Regions from separate parts of the Mus musculus genome. Here region 1 is linked to region 2. The links are chromatin contacts, found by Hi-C or POLR2A ChIA-PET in ENCODE. All regions are on one chromosome and are shown on one strand. Each heading gives the region's core, a stretch centred on a gene start or an enhancer-like site at or near the end of the contact. The rest is flanking DNA. Distances are from core to core; before and after follow the strand shown.

What was found. Hi-C counts contacts between places; a loop is a spot of excess contacts on that map. ChIA-PET counts read pairs that join two places held with the same protein, here RNA polymerase II (POLR2A).
Region 1: a map of T-helper 2 cell shows a loop between it and region 2 (2.9-fold over the local background). The contact joins the enhancer-like site here to the promoter of Tmem242 in region 2. A Hi-C loop is called at or near these places in 1 of 37 maps with a recorded cell type or tissue (T-helper 2 cell). POLR2A ChIA-PET finds 5 or more read pairs at or near these places in 5 of 5 experiments (Patski and embryonic stem cell).

What each region holds. Positions count from the first base shown.
Region 1 is chr17:5,400,371-5,406,093 of GRCm38, reverse strand. No RefSeq gene overlaps it. Among named protein-coding and RNA genes, the nearest start is that of Gm29050, 8.2 kb to the left of the region's middle. Within about 2 kb of position 3,977, at least 1 of the 3 ENCODE cell types and tissues checked has a DNase peak (open chromatin) inside an H3K27ac peak, as active enhancers do.
Region 2 is chr17:5,436,936-5,442,845 of GRCm38, reverse strand. It overlaps Tmem242 (transmembrane protein 242), which reads left to right and starts at 2,586. Exons shown (of 4, transcript NM_027457.4): 1 at 2,586-2,713; 2 at 3,214-3,314. The coding sequence starts at 2,629.

The sequences.
Region 1 (5,723 bases), core at 2,728-5,227, 38 kb after region 2:
GCTGTCCTTAGGATTGTTGGGAGTTGAGGTCTGTGAGTACTCAGAAGGAGGGCAATCACCCCTCACCACAGCGCAAGAGTCGGTAACAGCGAAGCCAGAGGAAAGTCCATCTGATGGCAGAGAACTCAGCCTGGGAGAAAATCAGAGTGCATTACTAAGAAACATAGTTCCAGGATTAGCGGCGATTCAGAGCCTTAACGTAGTCTTTTTACGTGAGCTGGATCAAGCCCTTTGCCTCTTTGTCATCTGATGAACCACGGTCACATTCTAAAAAGAACTAATGTTTAAAAAAAAATGCAAGTGAGGGCTGACAAGATGGCTCAGCGGGTAAAGCCACTTGCTCGCAAGCCTTAGGACCGGAGTTCCATCCCTGGGACCCACATGGTGGAAAGAGAGAACAGATTCCGACATGTTGTCCTTTGACCTCCATATGAGCTGTGTGACACCAGTGTAAGAAAGAAAGATGAATAAATGTGATTTTTCTACAAGCAGGTGACTGTCTAAATATGCTCACAGACATAAGGGTAAAGGCCACGCTTGAGAGATGCTCACAGAAGCCAACTCAGGCAAGCTGAGCAAACTTGGTGTGTTTATAGCACCTGCTCACCTGAAAAGCTACAAAAGAGACCCTTCCTGCTGCCCTTGACACTGCGGGCTGAGGTAGTTTGTCCAGGTTTGCAGATGCCACAGTGGCTGAAAGAGGGTCTGTTGTTGGGAGCTAAGGCCCCTTACAGGAACCTCAGCTTCTTTGTAAGCATTTGCACAATGCTGAGCCTCAGCTCCTCCCTTGTCCAGGGTGGGGGAGTCTGTTTTGGCTTCACCCTGGGATTGCTGACACCTACTGTGACCTGGTCACAGAGCTGTTCCTGGAATAAATTAGGCAAACCAGCCAGCCACTCGCTTCTCTTGAACCTCCAGTACCCTAGAAAGACCACTAATTCCATCCATTTTGCACCCCCCCCCCCCACCATGTAAGCCGCCACCCTGTATCTTACTTTTTCTCAAGTCGCTAAATCGTCCCAAGCTGAGTGCTATCACACATGAATTACCTGCCATGACAAACTCCCAGGTCAGCTGTTTTCCAGAGCTGTGTCTGCCCAGAGGCGGAGGGAGTCATCAGAAAGGGTTCAGTCGCCAGGTTAATGTCCCCTCAGTTTCGGCGTGTGAAGCTCCCTCCGTGCTCCGGCAATAAGCGCTCAAATTACAGCCAGCTTCTCTGCTCATTCTCAGACACAGGGCAGGGCAAGTGTCTTCTAGGCCCTGGGCCATCATGACCTGTGCAAATGCTTTATTCCCGTTGGCTCCAAACTTCTAAATCATCCTCTCAGAGTTAAATCCAGTGGCTCAGTAGCTGAACCAACCGGATGCCCGGGGCTGGGATCCCGGCAACCCGATAGCGTGTGGTGACATTCAGCCCCAGACCTGCCCAGGGAGTCCAATCTGCTTCCAGCAGCTGAACTCCTTAGGAAGCCTTAGGTAGTGCCCACCTCAGAAAACATCTGAAAACTTCACAGACCACATAGCTCATTTCCAAACCCCATCTATTTCCTAACAGCTATCGATAGCCTGGTCTATGCCACAACACACCAAGAATATTCTCTGTGGCTAAGTCTCCTTCATCCCAAATGGAGGTGAGTCCTCAGACTCATGCAGCCGTGGTGAGGAGACACACTGGATCCCCCTCATCCCTAGCACCTCTCCTCCCAAGGCTACAGCCTCCTCCCTCTGAAGGCACAGCCAAGTTGACCCGGAACTGATAGAATTAAGTATATAGCAAAAGAGAACTTACTAGATTGGCTAACATGGTACTGCCAGAGTAGTCCAAGGATGGCTCTCTTATGGGGGAAGCTGAAAACTCAGGAGCTGATAAGTGTTTGAGGCTGGGTACCGCAGGAGTCCTACTGTAATGCAGGGGGCCTAAGGAGCCTTGGAGAGCTGACGGTCTTCAATTCACATTGCAAACCTGAAAAGCTGGTGCTACTATCAGTGAGTGACTGGGCAGCAGCAACAGCAGATGAGTTTGCCAGTGCTTCTTCTCCTTTTATTTGGGCTGCTCCCAGGAGGTACCACCCACATTTAGGGTGGGACTTCCCACATCAATTAAAGCAATCAGGATAACCTACCACAGGCTAACCTCACGCAGACAATCCCTCTCTGAAGCCCGCGGGTGATTCTAGGTTAACAACTTAACCATCAAAGGCCCACCGTCTGTGTCTCTGAAATAGGTATAAGATCTCCTGTGTCACTGTGTTAGTGTGTAAAGTGGACTGTGTGAATAATACAGCACACACCTCGTGTCTCTCCTAACCCCTGCCTGCACTGTTAGCACACAGAAGCAGAGGTGAGTTAGGTAGCACTATCACCAGCCAATTCCCTGTCCCTTACATGTCTGTCTGTCACCCCATCTCTCTCTCTCCTCTCTCTCTCTCTCTCTCTCTCTCTCTCTCTCTCTCACACACACACACACACACACACACACACACACACACACATTTTAAGAGACCATGGAACATCTACAGAGACACGAGGAAGGCTGGGATTCCTCCATGTTGGGGTGACCAGGACCCAACAGTTTACTCCAGTGAGAGAAGGGGAAGTGTAGACTTAGCTGTTGTCCTGACGGAGCCTGTGGCTCTGAGGAACCATAGCCATTACAGAATTACAGAATTGCAGCCTACCTGGGGTGGGGTCTGAGCAAATGCGTATCTCATGGGTCCCCTAAGCTTGCTTTTGTTACCTCTTGGCAGGTTACCCCTCTCAGTATGATGTTCTAGGCACCTGCCAGTTCCCTGAGGGCAGTGGCTGATTGCACTCAACAGTCTACTTTGGAGCCTTGTGTGCTTGGGGACCCTGGGTGGCTCACTTGTTCTGTCCAGAACGTGGGAGACTGGTGCTGCAGATGCAATGGCCCCAGCCAAGGACCACTCTTCTGTTTTGCCATGCGTCCCAGAAATGCATTCTTGCAGCAAGTTCTCTAGCTACTGGCAGTTACCTTCCTAGACCACAATATAAGTCACTGCAGCCTCATTCCCTTGAATTCTACCCCTCCACAGCCTCTATGTTCACCGGCCTGAAAAAAAAAATCAGCCTAGTGTCACTGTGCCCTCTAAGCAAGCCGTTGCCATTCTTGGTAACTCCCAGACTTGGACTTCTGGACTGCATAGCAAACCATCGCTTTCATCCCAGCCACTAGGGCCAAGGGAGCCAGCTGAAGGGCACCATCTGCCCTGCAGAGTGCCAGCAGGGGGCGCAGAGTCCTGCCAGAGTGACCAGAGAGGGTGGGGCTGACTGGCTGGAGCCTCCGGGTATAGGCTGTGGCCTGCACCTGTGGGTCTTACTCTTTTGTTAAAGGGAGTGGGACAGAGCAAAAGGATCTGGCAGCATCCTCCCGCAACACACACCAATAGCGGGACATACTGTGCACCGGCCGACAAGGGACAGGCACAGAACTTCTTAGCTGACCAATATTTGAGCCGGGCAGGAGGGAAACCCATCCGAAAGGACAAGCTTACAAAAGGCTTTGGGTTGGTGATTAAGACTAGATTTAGATTTGGTTTATAAACAATGCAAATAGAAAACAAATTTTCTGAGTTTGGGACAAATGACATTGGTATTTTCCTTCCTTCCTTCCTTCCTTCCTTCCTTCCTTCCTTCCTTCCTTCCTTCCTTCCTCAGAGGCACAATTGTTATGGTTGGCACTAGGTAGGGACATGGCACAACTAGACAGATAGCCATCCTGTTAAAAACTTGGAGTTTCTCGCGAGGGAAAAGGGAAAGACACCAGAAAGAGTGGAAAGGACTAGAGCGAGGCACTATCCCCAGCAGCCAGGAGGGGGCGCAGAGCCCGGCGGGAGTGATTCTAAGGCTGCGAGCAGGAGGGCGTGGCCTGTGTTCTGAACCCCCTGGAGCCCTCTGGAGCCCCCTTCCTTCTGGTAGGGGAGAGCAAAAGGGAACATGAGGCCATGCTGTAGCTGGGCGGGACCTCTACTTGGTCTCCCCAAGTGGAGATGGGGCACAGCTCTCTGGCTGGGAGCGCAGAATCTACTAGGGCTCCTGTCTTGCAATCTCCAGAGAGCTCCAGGCACGTCAAGAAAAGCTCTGTAGGCGCTGGGTTCTAAGCACTCATGAGCAAGAGGACCTTCTAGAGACTTCTGTTGCCAAGCTCAGGGAGACACAGCGATTCTGAGTCCCACTGGAGGGACTTAGATAGGACTCAAGGGATAGGAGGGGGCGCACAGTGGCTGGCCCTAGTGGTGTTTGCTATATTCAGGAACTATTATTAAAGCTTTGTCACATACAGCCTCACAACGGGAACGTCGTCATCATCATCATAATCACCACCACCATCATCTCTATCATCATTGTCATCGTCGTAGGCGTCATCGTCAGTACCGTGAGGACAGGGAACAGTGTGCCTAGAAAAGTCAAAGAATATCCTTGCAGAGTGACACAGCTGAGAGTCAAATCAGACAGAACAACCGAGTCCCTGTCACACGCCCAAAAAGCGTTGTGGCTCAGACTCAAGGCCACGTCTGACTGTGGGTGAGAGGGGAAACAAACCGGAAAGTTCTGTATTTCCCGACCAAGGGCAAGACAGGAATGGAAGACCCGGTACCGCATGCCTGTCTAACTGCTCTTACAGGGCCAGCTAACAGACTCCTGCTGTACTACAGGAGACCAATATGCCACTACAATATACTCCGCTGCATTCCTGGCCTGGTACAGCATCATAGATCAGAGGGTGGAGTTAAGATCTTGAGGCTCAGGGTGGGGGTGGGGAGCGTGAGAGGTGCCCTGGGTAAAAGCAGATACAAAAGCCATACAAATGTGCTGACCTGAGTTCAACCCTCAGTAAGTAAGGTGTAAGGTGAGAACTCACTCCAGAGAATTGTCTCTAACCTCCGTATGTGTGCCATGCCAGCGCCGCCGACCATGTAATAATAGATAGATGCTAATATGTTAAACAATAATAATGAATTAGTATTCTCAGAGGCCCCAATTCCTTGCCCTCAGCTCTGGCTCCATACCTGTTCTGTTGGTCCTCCTCTGCATATCTTTACTGACAGCAGTCCATAATGAAAGTGCCCTGAATCTCTAGCCACCCTCCCTGCCTCACCTCGGGCCCCGTGGGCTTCTGGGACCTTGGCCTTAAAGATTTGGTCACGAAGAAGCCACAGAAGTGGTGACCTTGGTGAGAAGGGGCTGGACTTAAAGCCCAGGCCCTTTCCTGCTCCTGACACCCAAGGCAGGGAGTGCCCCGCCTTTGCCTTCCTCAGACAGGAAAGGCCAGCAAGACTTCTTTCTTCCCTCTGCTTCAGCCACCAGAAAGCTCAGAACTAAATGGAATCTCGACTCACACAGACTTTACCCCTTTCTCTGCTTCCTCCTCCTCCTGTGCCAGTTTTTCCATTTTCTCGGCCCATTTTAGCAACTTCACTGTGCACACGTCTTTTATTGGAAGCTGCCTCTGGTCTTTTTAGAAGCCGACAGGGTATAAATTATAAATAAAAATAACGGCTGCTAAAATCCTCCCGTCGCCGCTTTCTTATTTCGGGAGGTATCTGAAATCCTGACTTGGCATTGAAGATAAATTCAACACAAAACATCTTGTGCACCAACATATTTTTAAGTTTTCGTTTCTATAAAAGATCTCAGCTTGCTGCAAGCCCAGGCACCTAACTTCTCCAAGCAGCCGGTAAACAGAGGCAGTAAGCAGAGCCCTC
Region 2 (5,910 bases), core at 1,337-3,836:
GGTAGATTCTGTCCCATCCATGCAAATGAACAAACAAGAAAGTTGTAGGCAAGGGTCCTTTCGCATCGCCATCACGATGAGAAGAGGCAGTAAAAGATCCTGACAGAGAGTAAAAAATTATTTAAGCCCCTAGATCTGTGTCCAAAATAGCCCCATTGTTCCAGGATGCCAGGTGTTTGCAGTTTTTGCCTTTCTATAGCCCAATGCCAGGTGTTTGTGGTTTTTGCCTTTCTATAGACCAATGCCAGGTGTTTGTGGTTTTTGTGTCTTTATAAACCCCTTACCCCTTGAGCTCATTGTCAACTCTTCTATCCCTGGGAGGGATACCAGTTGTCCCCAGTGCACTGATCTTGTTTGTCTGTGTTTCCTCTTTTGTTTTCCTGACCCCTTGAGCTCGTGGTCAACTCCTCTACCCCTGCATGGGATACAAGTCGTCCCCAGTGCACTGGTCTTTCCCAAATAAACCTCTTGCAGTTTGCATCAAGACTGTTTCTCGTGAGTGATTTGGGGTGTGGCCTATCCTGAGTTAGAACGTGGGGGAGTCCTCACGTTGTGGGTCTTTCAGCAGCAGAGCAAAGTCGTCCTTTTCTTTTAATAGGGTCTTTCTATGTATCCCTGGCTGGTCTGGAACTTCTTATGTACACAAGGCTGCTCTGCAACACACCCACATGCACCACCACACCTGGCATCCATTCTGGCCTTGAACAGAGCAAGGACAGGAAGAGGAAGAGGCTGTGGTCTCACAGTCCCTCTTGAATTAGCCAAAGCTGGATTTATAGGCCACACCTCTCAGTGACTTTGAACCACTAGGCCTCATGGTTCAAAAATTCTGCCAGCTCTGAACAGTATCACCTGATGGGCTCTCAGTGACCCAAAAAGATATAGCAAGGGCATATAGGAAGCATCCAATATGTTAGCAGCTATAGTCACTATTATTATATGTGACAGGAAAGGAGAAGTATAAGTCCTTCTTGTAAGTGCCTACAAGTGGGCACAGTATTTGCCCACTTGTAAGGGGCCTTCCCAGACTCTGAAACTAGGCTTCTAAGGAACTGGACAGAAACAGAGCAGTTGTCCTCAACCAAGCCTAGCATCAGATCTCATGCTGCCCCAGACTTTCAGAGATAAAGTCTCTAATGGGAGAGACTGGGCAGCTTTAACCGTTCGTATGTAATGCTTTAAAAACTACTAGAATCAATGATAACAGCAATTAAAACGCATATTATGTGTGCCAGACACTATGCTAACTCCATCACACTCATAACTTTTAAAAGATTGAAACTGGGTCTTGTTACCTAGGTTAGATTTGAATTTATCCTCTTGTATCAGCTTTTCAAGTGGTCAAGAGGGATGTACAACACACACACACACACACACACACACACACACACACACGCACCTCTTCATTCAAAAATCCTGTGAGGTACTGTTTCCATAGTTAATAATTGAGGGGAACGAGGTAACGAGAGGCTATATGGCAAACACCAAGTTCACACAAATAAGAAGTGCTTTACGACCTGAACGCAGGTCTGAGCTAATAAATGCATTTAACTGCTGCAAAAACTAATGCTTTCATTTACCCGTCCCTCGGACAGGCATTTATTATACATGACCAGGTAATACACTGAGAGCTGGGGAATATCAAATGAGTATAGATAACAATCTCCACCCTCAAGATGCCCATGCCCTTAAAGTGCTCAGAAAAAGGCTAGAGGCTAAAGAACTGGCTTCATTTTAAAAGATGATGCCATATGTCTTAGGTCTCCCTTTGAGAGGCTGAAAACGTTGGCTACTTCCCACTACTCTTCCCTCAATAGCCATTTACTCTGTCCGTAGACCCTGGCACATCGTCCTCCCAGGCCTGCTTGCAGGCTGCTAAGGATCCCAGCAAGTCCGGGGCAGCCTTGGAGCCCGTGTTAATAAGCTTTGAGAGAGGGCCTCTGTACTCTGCTCTCTAGATTGGCTCAGTTCATTCAATCATTTAGCCAGCCCAGCGCGTCCACTGGGGGCGGGCAAATCAGATCTTGGGAAGGGCGTGTGCTTCGAAGCTGGTGAGATGTTTCTCTTCCAGAATTGGGCATGTCACTTAACCCTGAAATAACTATTTCGAAATTTCTCAGAAAGAAGCGGGGAAAATATTGAGGCTTGCTTTTTAGAATCGTGGTCTGTTAGTGCGGACCAAATCCTTAGAAGCAGTGCAAGTGTATCTGGAGTGGTAAACAGCTCCAGGATCCAAGCCAGGCAGATGGGCTCCCGGCTCCATTTGCGACCTCTCACTGCCTCCTAGAGTCGGAACTGAGTATTCTTCCAAGTAGGGAAAACAAAACAAAACCAAAAAAAAAAAAACCCAAAACCTTACTAAAGTCCAACAGATCATCACCTTGCAAGAAGGCGAGTGATCCTCCCAGGAGGGCCGTCTTGTGGGGCGCCGCCCTCGGCTCTGGGCTGGGACAGAGAGCAGCCTTTCTGTCTTCTCTCACTGCAAGAGTGTTAAGCGGGGAAAGTGGGAAACCCGGACCTTTCTTCAGGTTGCACAGGGAAGGCAGCCGCGGAACCTTTCTTCTCTCTCCCTTGAGCTTCCACTCGGGCCTCTTTGGTAACGGAAACAGTAGAGTAGGAGACTTTAAAATGGAGACCTCGGGTCCTGGGCCCGGGGAGTCCTCTGAATTAGAAGCTCCAGGGTCTCCGGACGATCGGTTGTTTCTGGTTAAAGGTATGCTTGCTCTGAGCTGGGATGTGATGTTCCGGAACACATTCTTTTCTGAGAGCCCTTATTCTGAACTCAGCCAGTGGGGCCCATATGTCACTCACCAGGTGAAGTCTCCTTGGGCAGGGGCGGGTAAATCCTGCCATCTACTCTCCAGTCCATACTGTATTTACCCATCCTTATCTATAGTTTTTCTTGTGCCCTGCCCTTTTCTGATTGCCACGATCTCTTCTTCCCGTGGAAAAACTTCGCGCTGCTGTCCTTGAGGACAGAGAGAAGGGAAAAAAACCCATTCTCAGCCCTGAAGAACTGAGCTTCAGAGCGTACCCTTGAACCAGAAACCCGAGGTCGTGAGATCACGCAGGTTTCTCAGACCCACTTCACAAGAGCCGCCTAGCCATGATGTTTCGAGTTTTGAATGTAATCCTGAAAGTTTCTGATACTTCGTTGTGCAATTCTCTTTAATTTAAGTTTTATTTTTAATCCCTTCTCTCAATTCTTGGCAGGTGGAATTTTCCTTGGTTCTGCAGCCGCAGCGGGAATGCTAGCTGGATTTGTTACAACATTATCATTAGCTAAAAAGAAAAGCCCTGAGTGGTTCAATAAGGTTTGTGACTCTGAAATCCATTCATAGCATTGCTATTGTTTTTAACAAAGGACAGCTTTTTGCATAGGAAAAAATAGTGACCTTCATTCACATGGTTTTGAAAATACACCCACAAACCCTCATGGGTTTAAGAAGTATACTAGTTGTCAGTCTTGATTTTTTTTTCCGTGTGCTTCCTTAAAAATTAACAGAATGAGGCTTTGAAGAATAACTGAGCAAAACTTTGGAAACATTGTTTTCCCTACAGCATGAATAAGTAATTTAGTATTGATAATAAGAGACCTTGCTTTGAAAGAAAAGCAATATCACTTAAACTATTGGTGCTGGTTGCAAGAAGTATATTTATTTCATAGATGTTAAAATTTTAACATTTTTTTAGAATGAGTGAAAACTTTGTTTTTGTGTTTTAATGCAAGGGCCGCAGTCGCTATAAAGTGCCTGGCACACAGTAGGTGCTCATAAAGTGTTGGGTGACTAACTATATCCACTAGAGACAGAAGATCATTATTCTGTTAGCAGGATTGTACATTTGCTGTTTGTCGTGTGCCTGCTTTCCCTGGTTGGTGGGGAATTTCTTGATGTGTATTGTAGTTGCTTATAATGTCTTGTCTTTTCCCCTCCCACCCATATTGCTGACTTACTGTTCGCCTCAGTAAGTGTTTACTTGGGATCCTTTATGTTTCAGGCACTCTATGATTAAGGTGGATAGGGTACAAAAATAAACATGTCTTTCCCTCGGGAATTTAAATGTCTGCTGTGAGAGACACAATTAGATATTCACACCAATAACTATGCAATTAGCTTGATGTGTGCTACAGACAAATGTTATGTGAAAAACCATAAACCAATTGAATTCCCTTCCACTTATCTGTAATAGTCATACTTAAGCTTTGAATACTATAATGACAGGAGACTAAAATGTATCTAAAATGCTTTCCAATTCCCTCTCAATACTCTAAAGGGTTATGGAGCTACTAAGATCACTTCTGTGGCTCCTCTGATGGGCCATTTTCTCCCTCTACCATGTAATACTTTTAGAGAAGAAATTACTTTGTGGCAGATGTCGTTAAGACCTAACCAGTGTTGGTGCTTTACAGCCAAGCTGTGTTTGGTTTCGAAACCACAGGTTTAATCTGTTTAAGAATCTGATAATGAGAAAAACCCAGGGATTGTCTTGTTTCCACATACTAACAGCTTGGTTCTTTGTTTTGTTCTGGGGCTGGATCATAAGACATGCCACTTGTGCTCTAACACACTTGTACACTGTGGTCCAAAAACTCCTGATGGTCCTTGAGACAACTCATTCCCTGTTCATGTTTAGAGATGCACACTGATGGCATAGAGCAGTGGCATACTCATGGTGGTGGTCACATAAACAGTCCTTGCAGTCTCTGTGTACTGTGTTGTGGGACGCAGCAGTAGTTTTTAAAATAATTAAAAGGAACCAGCATTAGGCAAGTGTCATTGTTGAAGCGGTAAAATTATGAACTATTCAATAATGACACCTGGCAACACCTGACTTGTAAAGTCATGGGAGGTGGGAGTGTGCACAAAGCACTTCTGCTCAAGAAGCCACAGATGCCTTACCAGCTGAATCAGGGTATCCCCCACAGACTGCCAGTCACTCAGAAATGGCGTGTTTGGGGCAGGCATTTTCTTAAAAACACAAAGTAGGCCTGGCTCTTGAGGAAAGCGGTTGTCAGTCTTTGTTGACAGTGTTAATAAGCTTTCAATTGAGAACACTTAGACTCACTCGTAACTACCAGCGTCCACTTGACAGCTTCTCCATACTTAACAGCTTTGCTGGTGAGATGTCATGATTTGATGATTTTAAAAAACTGTTTAACACATGGGATCAACAGTTGAAAGATCTGTATAATGCAGATACCGATACCTTCTGTAGTCAGTTCGCATGGGGTAGTGTCCAGCAAAGTGCAAAGCTGACTGGTGGATTTGAATGTTACAAATGGCAGAAATTTTTATTAATAGGACTCCATATGGCAACCAACCTTCAGAAGACATTTTTGTTAGTACTGGTATATTACAAAGAAGATAAGCTAATAAAATACTTCTTGTTCTAACCATGTCAGTGTGAGGCCGAGTTTTATTCATGCACCGCAGCTATCAGTGAAAAATATAAGAAAGCATTTACAGCAGATTCACTACAGATATGAAAAGCCAGCTTTCAGCTAGAAATTTAAGAGGTTAACAAAAGTGTAAAACATCGGTCCTCTGTAGCTGTTTTGTTTGGAAAGATAGTTATCTTAATATAAAAATGAGCTTTTATTTTTATATTAATGGATTTGGTACTTTTTTAAAAAATCCTTTAAATTAAATTGTTTAAGTTCTCTTTGTGGCCAAACTTTATGGTACTTGTCTAGACTTTTGGTTTAGTTTTTTTGTTTGTTTGTTTGTTTTGGCTTTTTGTTGTTGTCGTTCGATTTTTGGTTTTTTGAGAGACGGGGTTTTTCTGTGTGGCCTTGGTTGTGCTGGAACTCGGATTTGCGTACCAGGCTGGCCTCGAACTCACAGAGATCCTTTTCTTTTCTTTTTTAAGATTTATTTATTTATTGATTATATGTAAGTACACTGTAGC